3 separate regions of the Homo sapiens genome follow, and regions 1 and 3 are each linked to region 2. The links are chromatin contacts, found by Hi-C or POLR2A ChIA-PET in ENCODE. All regions are on one chromosome and are shown on one strand. The core of a region is the stretch at or near the end of the contact, and the rest is flanking DNA. Distances in the headings are between cores, read along the strand shown. Region 1 holds the start of ACO2 (aconitase 2). Region 2 holds the start of GGA1 (golgi associated, gamma adaptin ear containing, ARF binding protein 1). Region 3 holds the start of MRTFA (myocardin related transcription factor A).

The links. A loop is a pair of places that touch in the nucleus more often than their neighbours do. ChIA-PET counts read pairs that join two places held with the same protein, here RNA polymerase II (POLR2A). Pooled maps may share reads with other maps.
Region 1: a loop to region 2 is called in a map of naive thymus-derived CD4-positive, alpha-beta T cell, with 17 times the contacts of the local background. The contact joins the promoter of ACO2 here to the promoter of GGA1 in region 2. A Hi-C loop is called at or near these places in 1 of 168 maps with a recorded cell type or tissue (naive thymus-derived CD4-positive, alpha-beta T cell) and 5 of 50 pooled maps. POLR2A ChIA-PET finds 5 or more read pairs at or near these places in 1 of 52 experiments (endothelial cell of umbilical vein).
Region 3: a loop to region 2 is called in a pooled map, with 28 times the contacts of the local background. The contact joins the promoter of MRTFA here to the promoter of GGA1 in region 2. A Hi-C loop is called at or near these places in 6 of 50 pooled maps. POLR2A ChIA-PET finds 5 or more read pairs at or near these places in 2 of 52 experiments (B cell and HEK293).

The regions. Positions count from the first base shown.
Region 1 is chr22:41,466,752-41,470,530 of GRCh38, forward strand. ACO2 (aconitase 2) reads left to right here and starts at 2,366. Exons shown (of 18, transcript NM_001098.3): 1 at 2,366-2,431. The coding sequence starts at 2,396. It overlaps PHF5A (PHD finger protein 5A), which reads right to left and starts at 1,941. Exons shown (of 4, transcript NM_032758.4): 1 at 1,851-1,941; 2 at 1,373-1,396; 3 at 697-863. The coding sequence starts at 1,902. RefSeq lists enhancers at 1,671-2,340, 1,910-2,471, 2,472-3,033.
Region 2 is chr22:37,607,230-37,610,846 of GRCh38, forward strand. GGA1 (golgi associated, gamma adaptin ear containing, ARF binding protein 1) reads left to right here and starts at 1,605. Exons shown (of 17, transcript NM_013365.5): 1 at 1,605-1,674. The coding sequence starts at 1,632. RefSeq lists a cis regulatory region at 1-240, enhancers at 985-1,064, 1,215-1,384, 1,989-2,610, 2,325-2,434 and a silencer at 1,545-1,994.
Region 3 is chr22:40,634,362-40,638,066 of GRCh38, forward strand. MRTFA (myocardin related transcription factor A) reads right to left here and starts at 2,358. Exons shown (of 15, transcript NM_020831.6): 1 at 2,117-2,358. RefSeq lists a silencer at 1,813-2,122 and enhancers at 2,383-2,692, 3,432-3,705.

The DNA.
Region 1 (3,779 bases), core at 1,116-3,615, 3.9 Mb after region 2:
AGGCTAAGGCAGGAGGATCACTTGAGCCCAGGAGTTCGAGACCAACCTAGGTAACAAAACAAGACCCTGTCTCTACAAAAAAAATTTAGCCAGGTATGGTGGCGCATGCCTGTAGTCCCAGCTACTTGGGAGGATGAGATGGGAGGATCGTTTGAGCCCAGGGGGTCAAGGCTGCAGTGAGCCTTGCACATGATCATGCCACTGCACCCCAGCCTGGGCCACAGAGCAAGAGACCCCATCTCAAAAAAACAAAAAACAAGAAGCAAAAAACAAAAAACAAAACACTTTTTTTTTTTTTGAGATGGGATCTTGCTCTGTGGCCCAGGCTGGTCTTTAACTCCTGGACTAAAGTGATCCTCCTAACTTGGACTCCCAAAGTGCTGAGATTACAGGTGTGGGCCACCACGCCCAGCCGGATGTCATTTCTGAATAAGAATAACCACAGAGACATGAATGAGAGGGCTCTCCAAATTGCTGGTCTTGACAAAGATTTGCTTCCCTTGCATTCTTCCCCTTGATGCAAAATAACTGCCTTTTATTGGACTACACCCAGTTTGACTCACAGAACTTGAAGAAATTATAACCTAGATGACTAGATGAACACAGTAATCTCCATAGACCATAGGAGATTGCAGTGGATGGCAAAGTGTTACTAAACAAAAGGAGGAAAGGTCAGATGGAAAGCTGTACACTTACGTCCTTCTCCTGGATGGTGCACTCCTTACAATAATAGGCATCAGAGACCCCAGGTCCTCCACAGATCACACAGCGCCCCTGGTAAGATCCATAGTTACACTCATCACATATGCGCACCAGAGTGCAGGGACGCACATAGGAGTCACAAATCACACACTTGCCATCACCTGTAAGGAAGAGAATGGAGTCATGCTCACAAGTTCTTCAGTCCTCTGCTATCTCCTGCCATGGGGAAATATACTAGTCTCCTGGGAAATACACTAGTCTCCTTTTGACAGTGACTTTAGGGCCCTCCTCTTGGCATCACAAAACTTGGTTTCCCCAGTGTCCATCTCAAGCCCCTCAACACATACAAAAGTTTACCAATTAACATATGTGAAGAGCTTAGAAAAGCACCTCGGAGATGATAAGCCTGTATAATTGCTGGCAAAGTGCTGTGTGTTGGGGAGGGGTCATGCTACTCTGGCGATTCTTCCCGTTGAAAACTAGAGAGATACAGCGTTAAATGTGCAAGCGGCAGTGGGGAGTTAGAGGGGCCTTTGGCTAAAGTGCAGCATTCAGTGTTCACATACTTCCAGGCACATCTACTCAAAGCCCTCTTTGTGGCACTTTTGCTGGTTCCACAGAAAACTGGGAGTGGGAAGGGTGGGTTGTTGGGACGGTGTGTTCCACTCACATTTTTCACACAGTCTTCCGATGGCTGCAAGATGAAAGATGGTAAAAAGTACAATTAGAATAAAGGTTTTGAGAAAGAGGAGAAGTACATCCTCGAGCTGGGGGTAGGGACATGAGTAAGGACTGCAGTGAGTGAGACCTGCGGATAGCCATTTTATCATTACAAATTTCCATATGAACCAAACCTACATCCAAGCACCCTCCTGAATCTCCTCCAACGCCCTGGGCAAGCTCAGAGTTTCTCTGGACCTGGTTCAGACCCCACCCCCCGATACCTGCCTGGGGCTCCCAGCACGCGCACCCCCGCCCTCTTCTCATCAGAGGCCACAAACCTGCGCGCTCCTACAACACCCCGCGCCTGAGAGGCGGGAAACGTGGCGCCTGCGAGGCAAGCCCCTAAGGAAGAGACGGGAACCCCCGACCCCCCAGCTCCTAATACCACCCCTGCCCAGACAGCCAGGGGTAGGGCGCAGTCTCACCAACACCAGCCTGCTTGCGGCAAAAGATCAAATCAGGATGATGTTTAGCCATAGCTCCTAACTAAGCCGGCCACCGGAAGCTTCGGGAACTTCCGTCCGACCTTTAACCCCCATTGTTCCTGCCTCCACGTCGCTGTGATTGGTTCTCTAAGCTTCCGTCAGTTTACAATCCTTGCACCAGGCCCGTCTTGCTCTCGCGCGAGTTTTTGTCGCTGCTGGGCGGCCAGGTCCTGGCAGGTGCATGAAACTCTTAAAAACTCTCCCAGATTTGGATGGCGGAGATAACTAAAATTTGTTCTTGGGTAAAACATCTTTGTGCTTGGTATCTATTTCTGCAAGTGTCTTTGGGCAGTCCGATTTCCTCTTGCGTGTCTGTTCGTTGCACGTGAGCTCCGCCCATTGCGTTCACAGGGTTCTGGCGCCTCTAGGGAGGCCTCGCCTTCACCGTGACGCCCCACTCTTCCGGGCACGCCCCTGCCCAAAGGCTTTAAAGGCGCCGTGTGGGACGTCACTTTAATGCGACCTCATCTTTGTCAGTGCACAAAATGGCGCCCTACAGCCTACTGGTGACTCGGCTGCAGGTGAGCGAGCTCAGGGACCTCTGGGTTCACGGGGGCGGGGTGCCTCCTACTGTGCCGGCGGCTGTGGGCGAGGCAGGGCGAGGCGGGCCCAACCTGGGGCCAACTTCTCGTGTACCTGTCCCGGTTGTGGGCCCGGCACCCGTGCCCGCTTCTCTGGTGCCCTAGGTCAAGGCGTCCCCGGCACAGTCAGCTTTCCTGGCCCTGTCCCTGCCTCGCAAGAAGCGTGGGCCCAAGCAGCGGCGGCCGGGTGAAGAGCGGAGGCACCTCTTTCTTCTTTTTGAGGACAGCATTGCCTGCTCCCGTGGGGTGTGTTTCCATTCCTCAAGGTGAGGACAAGGTGACTAGGGGGCGCGGTCGTTGTTGAGTCTTCTAGGCCCAGTTCCTGAGGCCTCACTTCCCATCTCTTAGCAACAGAGGCATGACAGCATCTACGGTTGCCAGGCCTGGAGTCTGGAGAAGAAACTAGGACCCTGTACCACCTTTTGAGGACCCTGCGGAACGTGGAATGTCGGGGAGGGGGGCGGTCTTCTGGGCCCATACGTAGTAAATAATATAATAATAGTCTCTCACCTTTGCACAAGATTTGAGGCCTGTTTTAATTCTTCATAATATTATTTGATTCCTGTAATCGTAGGAATGAGGTGGTTTTTCTCATTTGATAGATGATAAAGCTGGTAGAAAGTAGGTGAAAGTTCTGATTCTCAAGAGTGTCACCGAAGTGCTGTGGCAGAAGCATGGGCCCTACCACCACTCAGTTCTTGTTTATGTCAGCCTGCCCTCACAGAACTTTATGAACCACGGTGCAATTATTTCTGTTTGTCAGAATGCAGTACGAATATTTTGAGCCTCACAATAAGTTGCTTGTCAAATATGGGAGGATAAGGAGACTCCAGTTTGACCTTGACTCCCCTGTTAGGAGCTATCTAGAAAGCTGACTGACTGCCAGATGATTTTTTCACTTCTAACTTGACAGCCCTGGGAAGGTGTTATACTCAGAGGTTCAATGTCAAATGTGTACTTTGTTAATAAAAATCAAGCAAGCATCTGTAGACATTCTCTGTCAACCTTTCACATTTAACTTTGTGAATTCCTTTTGGATCAAGTGGCGCAACTTTGATAATAGAATTTTACGAGTTGTTATGCGTTGTACTCTCAGGAAGCTTGTGGTACTTGAACTTATTTTTCATCACATTGCTTAAATTTAAACTTGAACTTATTTTTCATCACATTGCTTAAATTGAAACCATATGGTTTAAAGTAAAATCATCATTTATCTGAAAGAAAATATTTCTGATCTCAATTCCGGGCTAAGGGAAAGGATTTGCACCTAATTATCTCTTTACATCTT
Region 2 (3,617 bases), core at 355-2,854:
GCGACAGAGTGCAATGGACCCAGGTGAGTCGGGGACCAGGCGCCGCCAGGTCGTGACGCCACAAGGTGAGGGAGGTCTTTGATGGAGGGAGATACAGGAGAAAAGGCGCCGAGCTTAGGAAGTCTGTTCGTACTGTCCTCCCCGATTCCAGTCTGGCTCCCACTGCTATCTTCCTCCCACTGCTGGACCCTTCTAAAACAAAAGCCTGACTTTGCTACCATCCGTAAAACTGTAACGACACCTCCAACGTTGCTTACAGGGAAAAAAAAAAAAAAGGGCAGCAAAACATGGGACCTGGGTGATCTTGCCCCAGCCTAATTCCAAGATATCTCCTGCAAATAGATATCTATTTGCAGATATCTGGGAGCCGTATTGAAATACTTCCAACTCCCTGGACTCATCCTACTTTTTTTTTTTTTTTTTTTTTTGAGACTGAGTCTCGCTATGCCGCCCAGGCTGGAGTGCAGTGACGCAATCTCGGCTCACTGCAACCTTCACCTCCCGGGTTCAAGCGATTCTTCTGCCTCAGCCTTCTAAGTAGCTGGCACTAAAGGCGCGCCCAGATAATTTTTTTTTTTTTTTTTTTTTAGTAGAGACGGGGTTTCACCGTGTTAGGATGGTTTCGATCTCCTGACCTCGTGATCCGCCCTCCTCGGCCTTCATCCTACTTTTTCTCCCTGAATATCTTTTCGCACCAGCTCTACGTGGAGAAATCCGACTGTCTTTGAGCGAAGTACAGTATCACTTTCTCTTGAAACCTCCCCTGACACGACCCCTCCCCTGACACGACCCCTCCCCTGACAACACCCCCACCCACCCCACCCCAGTTTGGGGGAGGAGCCCCCTCCTTTGTTCCCACTACCCCGTGGGCTTCCCCTATCACACTGTAATAAATATCTGGCCTTGTCTATCTCCTTCTGTGCCCATCACAGAGCAAAGCAAATACAAAGAGTTCATTAAACGTTGGCTGGATGAATGGAGGAGACGGCACAGGGTTCAAGCTCTGCTACTTGTGCGGCCTCAGGCCGACTAATTATCTGGTGGGTTTGTTGTAAGGAGTCAGAACTAAATGGATTAATTACAAATAGTGCTTAGGACAATGCCCAGAATACTGTAAGCACTCAAGAAACTGATTTATTTTCGTCATTTTCACAGCGGCCAAGGTACATGAGGATGTAGCTTATCGCCCTTTTAAGGGACTCTCCCACGTTCGACTCTAAGCGGAAGTACCCGCTCAGGGCTCCGGAAGTGGCCTCAGAGCCCCTCAGCAACATGCCCGCAGAGAATTCTTCCGGAGGCGGTCACAGACATCTCCGTGACGCAGAACGAGTTAGAGCGTCCCTTGGGGTTTCCATGGTGCTGCCCTTAGCCTGCAGTATCTCCACTTCCTCTCCCGCCTGAGCGCCGGGAACGGAAAAGCAGGCGGCCGGTCCCAGCTGCGACGTAGACGCCGCGTGGGGGTGGGGTTGGGCGAGTAGGTGACGCTCTAGGCGAGCTCGTTGGCCTCTCTATGGTGCCGAGCGCGCCCGTTCGGACGTTGCCCCTTTAATCGGCAGAGGGCGGTGCCCAGGAGGTCCCGCGAGAGCTGCGGGGGGCGGGGGGGCGGTGCCGAGGCTGGGGGCCGGTGGCGGATGGAGCCCGCGATGGAGCCGGAGACTCTGGAGGCGCGAATCAGTGAGTGTCCGGGAGGGGCGCGGGCCGGACCGGAACCGGAACCGGGGGCACGAGGCGGGCCCCTTCCCGGCGGGGGCGGGGTACGGGTCGCCCCCTCCTCACGCCCCGCCCCCGGCCCGGGAGGGGCGGTGTCCTCAGTCGGCCCCTCAGACCCTGGAGCGATGGAGGACCCCGGCCCCGGCGCGGTCCAGCGGTGGGAGCGGGCGCCGCCCACCTGTCGGATCCCTGGGCCATGACCCCTGGGACGGCGAGTGAGCTGCGCCGGGAACCCCCGGGACGGAGAGAGCAGCCTCCAACCCCCAAGGCTCACATTGCTTCACGGAGTAGCGGCCCGGGGAAGGAGCACGCGAGCGGTTCCCCGGGGTTGCATCTCACACCCGGGAGGGAGGGACCCTACTATTTTCAGGCCCCGAATCCTCCACTCTCTGGCCCTGCATGGCGTTCCTGGAGCCCGCAAGTAGTCACATTTGCTCATTACCCCGTCCTGGAAGGGAGGACCCACTGCCCCATTTGATTCCTCCCGCCGCTCCTAGTCTCTAGCCACATAGTGAGAAACCCCCGCACCCTACAGGCTTGGGAGAGTCTTAGACTCCAGAAGTATTAATAATTCCAAGCTCCCTGTCACTCCCTTCAGCCTAACCCCTCAGTCTCCAAGATGCCTTTCCCAGCTCTTGCTGAACTTCCTTCAAAGGCTTCTACACCCCTTTTTTTCTTGTTTCTCCTCAGACGTAGCTTCCTATTGCTTAGGCTTCCTAGCCCGCAAACCCTCCACCTGAGCTCCTTAACCCACAGCCCTGATGATCCCCTGCTCTCACAGCCCCGCTCCTGGACTCTGCCTCTGAAAGCCGTGGCTGGCTTCTCCCTGGTCTAGTGAGGGTTCTCTCCCAAGGCTTTAACTGCTGTTGGGACCCCGTCGTTGCCAGGGCCTCAGGGAACCCTCTTGGACCCGGGCACACCGGCAACTGTCTAGCGTGGTTTGGGGTCATGGCCGGCCCCTTTTAAGCCAGGCTTGAGCAGAGTTGAACCATGAGGTTGGCCCCAGAACCAAACCTCTAGGGATGTTTCAGAGTCATCCTAGCCACCAGAGGGGCAGGGGGTGGAAAAGGGGCACTCAGCAGCCCTTGACCGTTGTGAACGCCGGAAGTGTCCGCCTGGGTCTCAGCAGCAACTGGGCTGGGGGGATGGGTGGGCCCCTGGCTAACTGATCTCAGACACAGGTCTTGAGCTGTGGGTCATACAAAACATTCTCAGGTTTAGAAACAGTGGGGGTTTTCTGAGAGTCCAGAGAGTCTAAAACCAGGCAGAAGTTAGAGATACCTGGGTTTGGCTGGGCCCTGACACACTGGGGCTGGGATTTTCTCCTTTCCTTCCCCCTTTGTGTCCTAGCAGAATTGTAAGATCTTTCCTCTTCCCTTGTGGAGGCTGGAGGTAAAGGATAGCTTCTTCTTTTTTTTTTTGAGACGGGTTTTCACTCTTGTCACCCAGGCTGGAGTGCAGTGGCACAATCTCAGCTCTCTGCAACCTCCACCTCCCGGGTTCAAGTGATTCTCCTGTCTCAGCCTCCCGAGTAGCTGGAATTACAGGTGCGCCACCACGCCCAGCTATTTTTGTATTTTTAGTACAGGTGGGCTTTCACCATGTTGGCCAGGCTGATCTCGAACTCCTGACCTCAGGTGATCCGCCTATATAGGCCTCTCAAAGTGTTGGGATTACAGGCGTTAGCCACTCATCCGCCCACGTCGGCCTCTCAAAGTGTTGGGATTACAGGCGTGAGCCACCGCGCCCGGCCTAGTGAGGTAAATGATGTTATTGTCAGCACTATAGAGTGGCAGGGTGGAGTCTTACCCTGTTGTGAAACACCTCCCTCCCTCTCTAGGTGTTCTCCCCAACTGCCTGCTAGGGAGGGTACTCCCCTCAGGTAGAATTAAGAGGGCTGAGGGTCA
Region 3 (3,705 bases), core at 1,108-3,607, 3.0 Mb after region 2:
GGATTACAGGCGTAAGCCACTGTGCCCCGCCTATCAGGAAAACTTTCCAAGCTGTTATTTCTCTTTGGAATTTCCTCTCCTTCATCTGAGTTAACATTCAGCTCAAATGCCATTTTCTTTGAAGCCTTCCCATACATCCACAGGAAAAGCTCCCTTGACTCTCCCAGTGAAGTCTGGATTTAGAGTGTATTTCAGCGCGTTACAATCATCTGTCATTTTTTGCCTCTCCCACTAGACTGTGAGCTCCTCATGAGCAGGGACCATATCTCACTTATCTTGACAGCCCCAGCCCTTAGAAAAACACCTGGCACGTTACAAACATGGAACAAAAAGTCTGTTGAATGAATAAATGAAGTCATCCCTTAAGTAGTACTTGTAATTACTAACGGGTGACCCAAACTTTATGGTTTTGCCCTTTATAGGCTGAGATTCTATTTCATACTCTTTTTAATCACTCCCTAATAGCATCTGGCAGAGTACTAAGGACATGGAAACTCTCCAATAAATACTTTTGGGTGATGGGATACATATTACTCTTCCACCTCTCTTGATTTGACTCTAAATAACTTATTCAAGTGGATGTGACTTTTGGAAGCCTTCTTAAAAACGGGCTCTTCTTAATAGTTATTGGCCAAAAACTGAAACAAACACTAGAGCTAAACTACAGATATTTTTTTCTTTGCAGGTGTTTTTAAAGAACGCAGTAATGGATTGCTTCTTTCTAAATCATTTCAATAAGAAACAGTAACATAAAGCCCTTTGGTTCGCTATGAAAAATGCAAACGACATTAAGCAAAACTTAGTTTAATAACTTCCAGCCAAAGGTTCCCCACCCTGCAGTCATAGGGCTGTGGGCCAGCTGGCTGTACCACCTCACCCCCGGGAGATGACTGCTTTTCAACAGTAAAACTGCGTAAGTGACATTTGGAGTTTTGGGGGTCTTCTGAAGTAAAACATGTAGGTCTAACTTCTTACTGACAATAAGTCTTAACGTTACAGGCTTCGGCTTGATGTAGAAAGGACCCTGAAAAGATCTCAAAAACTTGCAACTCGGGGACATTCCAGACGTCTTATGAGTTTAAAACTATGTAAAAACATACGAAGCATGGGGTAATTCCATTATTATATTTAAGTGATGTATTCCACATTCCTGTATATACACACACTTCATGCCAAACAGAGGCTGGCAAGCAAGTTAACCATTCAACTGCCCTTTCGTTATGCTGCATAACAGGGAGACAACAGAGAGAAATCTTGACAATGCCAAGCTGGGCTAGTGCTTAAAGGCACACAGGCAAACCAGGCATTCTCAACATCCCAAAAGCAAACATTTCTTGGGCCCTTACTATGGGCCAAGCACTGTGTCAAACGCTTCACGTGAATTATTTCATTCGACACTTACAACAAACAACCGTATGCGATTGGTGCTATTATCCTCATTTTTCAGACGAGGAAACCAAGGCACAAGATTACACAGCTAGCAAGTGGCAGGTTTGGGAGTCGACTCAAAAGGTCCAGCCCTAGGCACTATGGAGTATCAAAGGTACCCGAAGCGGGGAGGGTGGACTGCATCAGCGTCCTGACAGACGCTTTCTTAGGAGGTAAAGTTCTTGGCCATCAAGTTTCAGATTTGCAGAGCCCTGTACACCTGGCAGCATTCAGGTTTGCTATACTGGCACCAACAAGTCCAGCTGAGCCTCCTTGCCTGGGAATCCCAAGGACTGCACTTGGATCCTGAAGGTCTGCACAAGACCCCAGAGAAAGCGGCCGACACCCCGTCCCTGCAATCAAAACACATCCCGGGAGAAGCGAGGGCGAGGACCTCCGTGCCTCCCCGCCCCGCGCAGCACAGCCCTGCCAGGCAGTGCACAGGTGCACGACCGCGCCCGCCCGCCCGGCCCGGCCCGGGTCCCAGCCCCGGCACAGTGACCGCCGCTCTGCGACTCCGGCCCCGAGGGCAGGGGCAGAAGGCCGGCAAGAAGAGGGCAGGGGACGCGAGGGCCGCCTCGCCCGACCCCCCGAGGACGCGCGCAGCAGGGTCGGGGGGGAAAAAGGATGCTCCAGGCGGGGCGAGGCCGCGGTGGGGGAGGGGTCCCCAACCCGGACTCTCACTCACCGCCTCGCGCGGCTCCCGGCCGGGTTCCGCGGCTCGCCCCACTCCGGCTCTAGCCGCCCGCGTCTCCTCTCGAGGCTCACTGTCCAGCCCGGGCGCACGGAGCTGAGAAGTCGCCGCCAGCGGAGGGCGTGTGGCCAGCGGCAACCAAGAGGGTGGGAAAGATGGGACCGTCGCTCTCGCCGCCGCGGCCACCACAGACACTGCCGCCGCCGGCTCCTCTCAGCCACGGAAGCTGCGGGCCCGCCCACCACGCCCGCCTCCCGTCCTGAAGACTGTCCGCTGGAGAAGTGACGGCGGCGCTAGCCAATCAGAGGCCTGATCGGGGTCGTGATCGGCGGACTAAAGGGCGGGCGGAGAAGGAAGCGGCATGAAGAAGGCGAAAACGGCGGCCTGACTTCCTGTGACTGACGGCACGGCGCAGCCAATGGGCAACGGGGAGATGACCTCATCTCTGAGGAAAGTCTGGAACTGGCTGAGCTGCGGCGAGGGGGTTGGCGACGAGCCGGGGGCGGAGCTCTGGGCCTTAAAGAGGCCGCAGCCCTGTGGTCACCCTGTGAAGGGAAGGGCGGTGGACCCTGCCGGATCTTGCGAAGTTGCCAAGGGGTCAATGCCCAGGCGCGAGTAATTACTGCATTAATCCCAGACCCCATCCCGATTCTTGTCGGGGACTGAAGGGTCTCCGCCTGGGGCTCCGAAGTCGATCATTTCACATTCACGCTTCCCAAAACGAGACACAATAAATTCCGCTCTGGCCTGGAGCCTTGAATTCCCGTTACGGTCCCGCCCCGCCGAGGCCCGTCGCCTTGTTTCTCTGAGTCAGTTTCCCCAACGGTGAAAGGGAGGACGCTGACACCTGCCTGCCCCTCCCTATCTGCCGAGGCCGTGGAGATCAGCAGCAGCGAAAGCGCTCTGGGCTTAGAAGAGGAAAAGGGCTGCGTGAGCCCAAGAGCTTGCATCGGAAGGCTCCAGGAAGAGCATCTGCAAAAAAGAGGATTCCACGGGATGACCCCCGACAACTCTTGGAATTCTAAAATCCTATACCCTTGCCCGCACCCATTCGTGTAGTGAAGGGGCGCGCGTTAGGCGCAGAGGCCACACGCTCCGCAAGTGAACCCGGGCACCTCTCTGAACCTATTCCGGGCTGAGGGCGGGGAGCGGGTGGCTGCCCGATTTAAAAACATGTATATGTATGTGTATGTGTATGTGTATGTGTATGTGTATGTGTATGTGTATATGTATATGTATATGTATATGTATATGTATATGTATATGTATTATGAGTGAAGTCCATGACTGCAACAGGGAGAAAGGAGAAAGGCGAAAGGGGAGAGAGCAACAAGGTAAGCCAGGCCCACTGTGATGACAGCTGCGGTCATGCAGGCCCTTCGTATCCGCCTTCCTCCCCAGCAATGGGAGAGAGCCCAGAAAAGGAGAAATAACCCCAACTCGATGGGGTGGAAAAGGGGGAAGCGCTTTCCGGAAGGCTTCCGGGATGGGGTCACCAGAGTCAGAGGAAGGAGTAACAGTAGATAGAAGAAGAAGTGGTCAGGGGCGTTCTTCTAGGTTTGGGGCGGACCCGCGTGAAGATG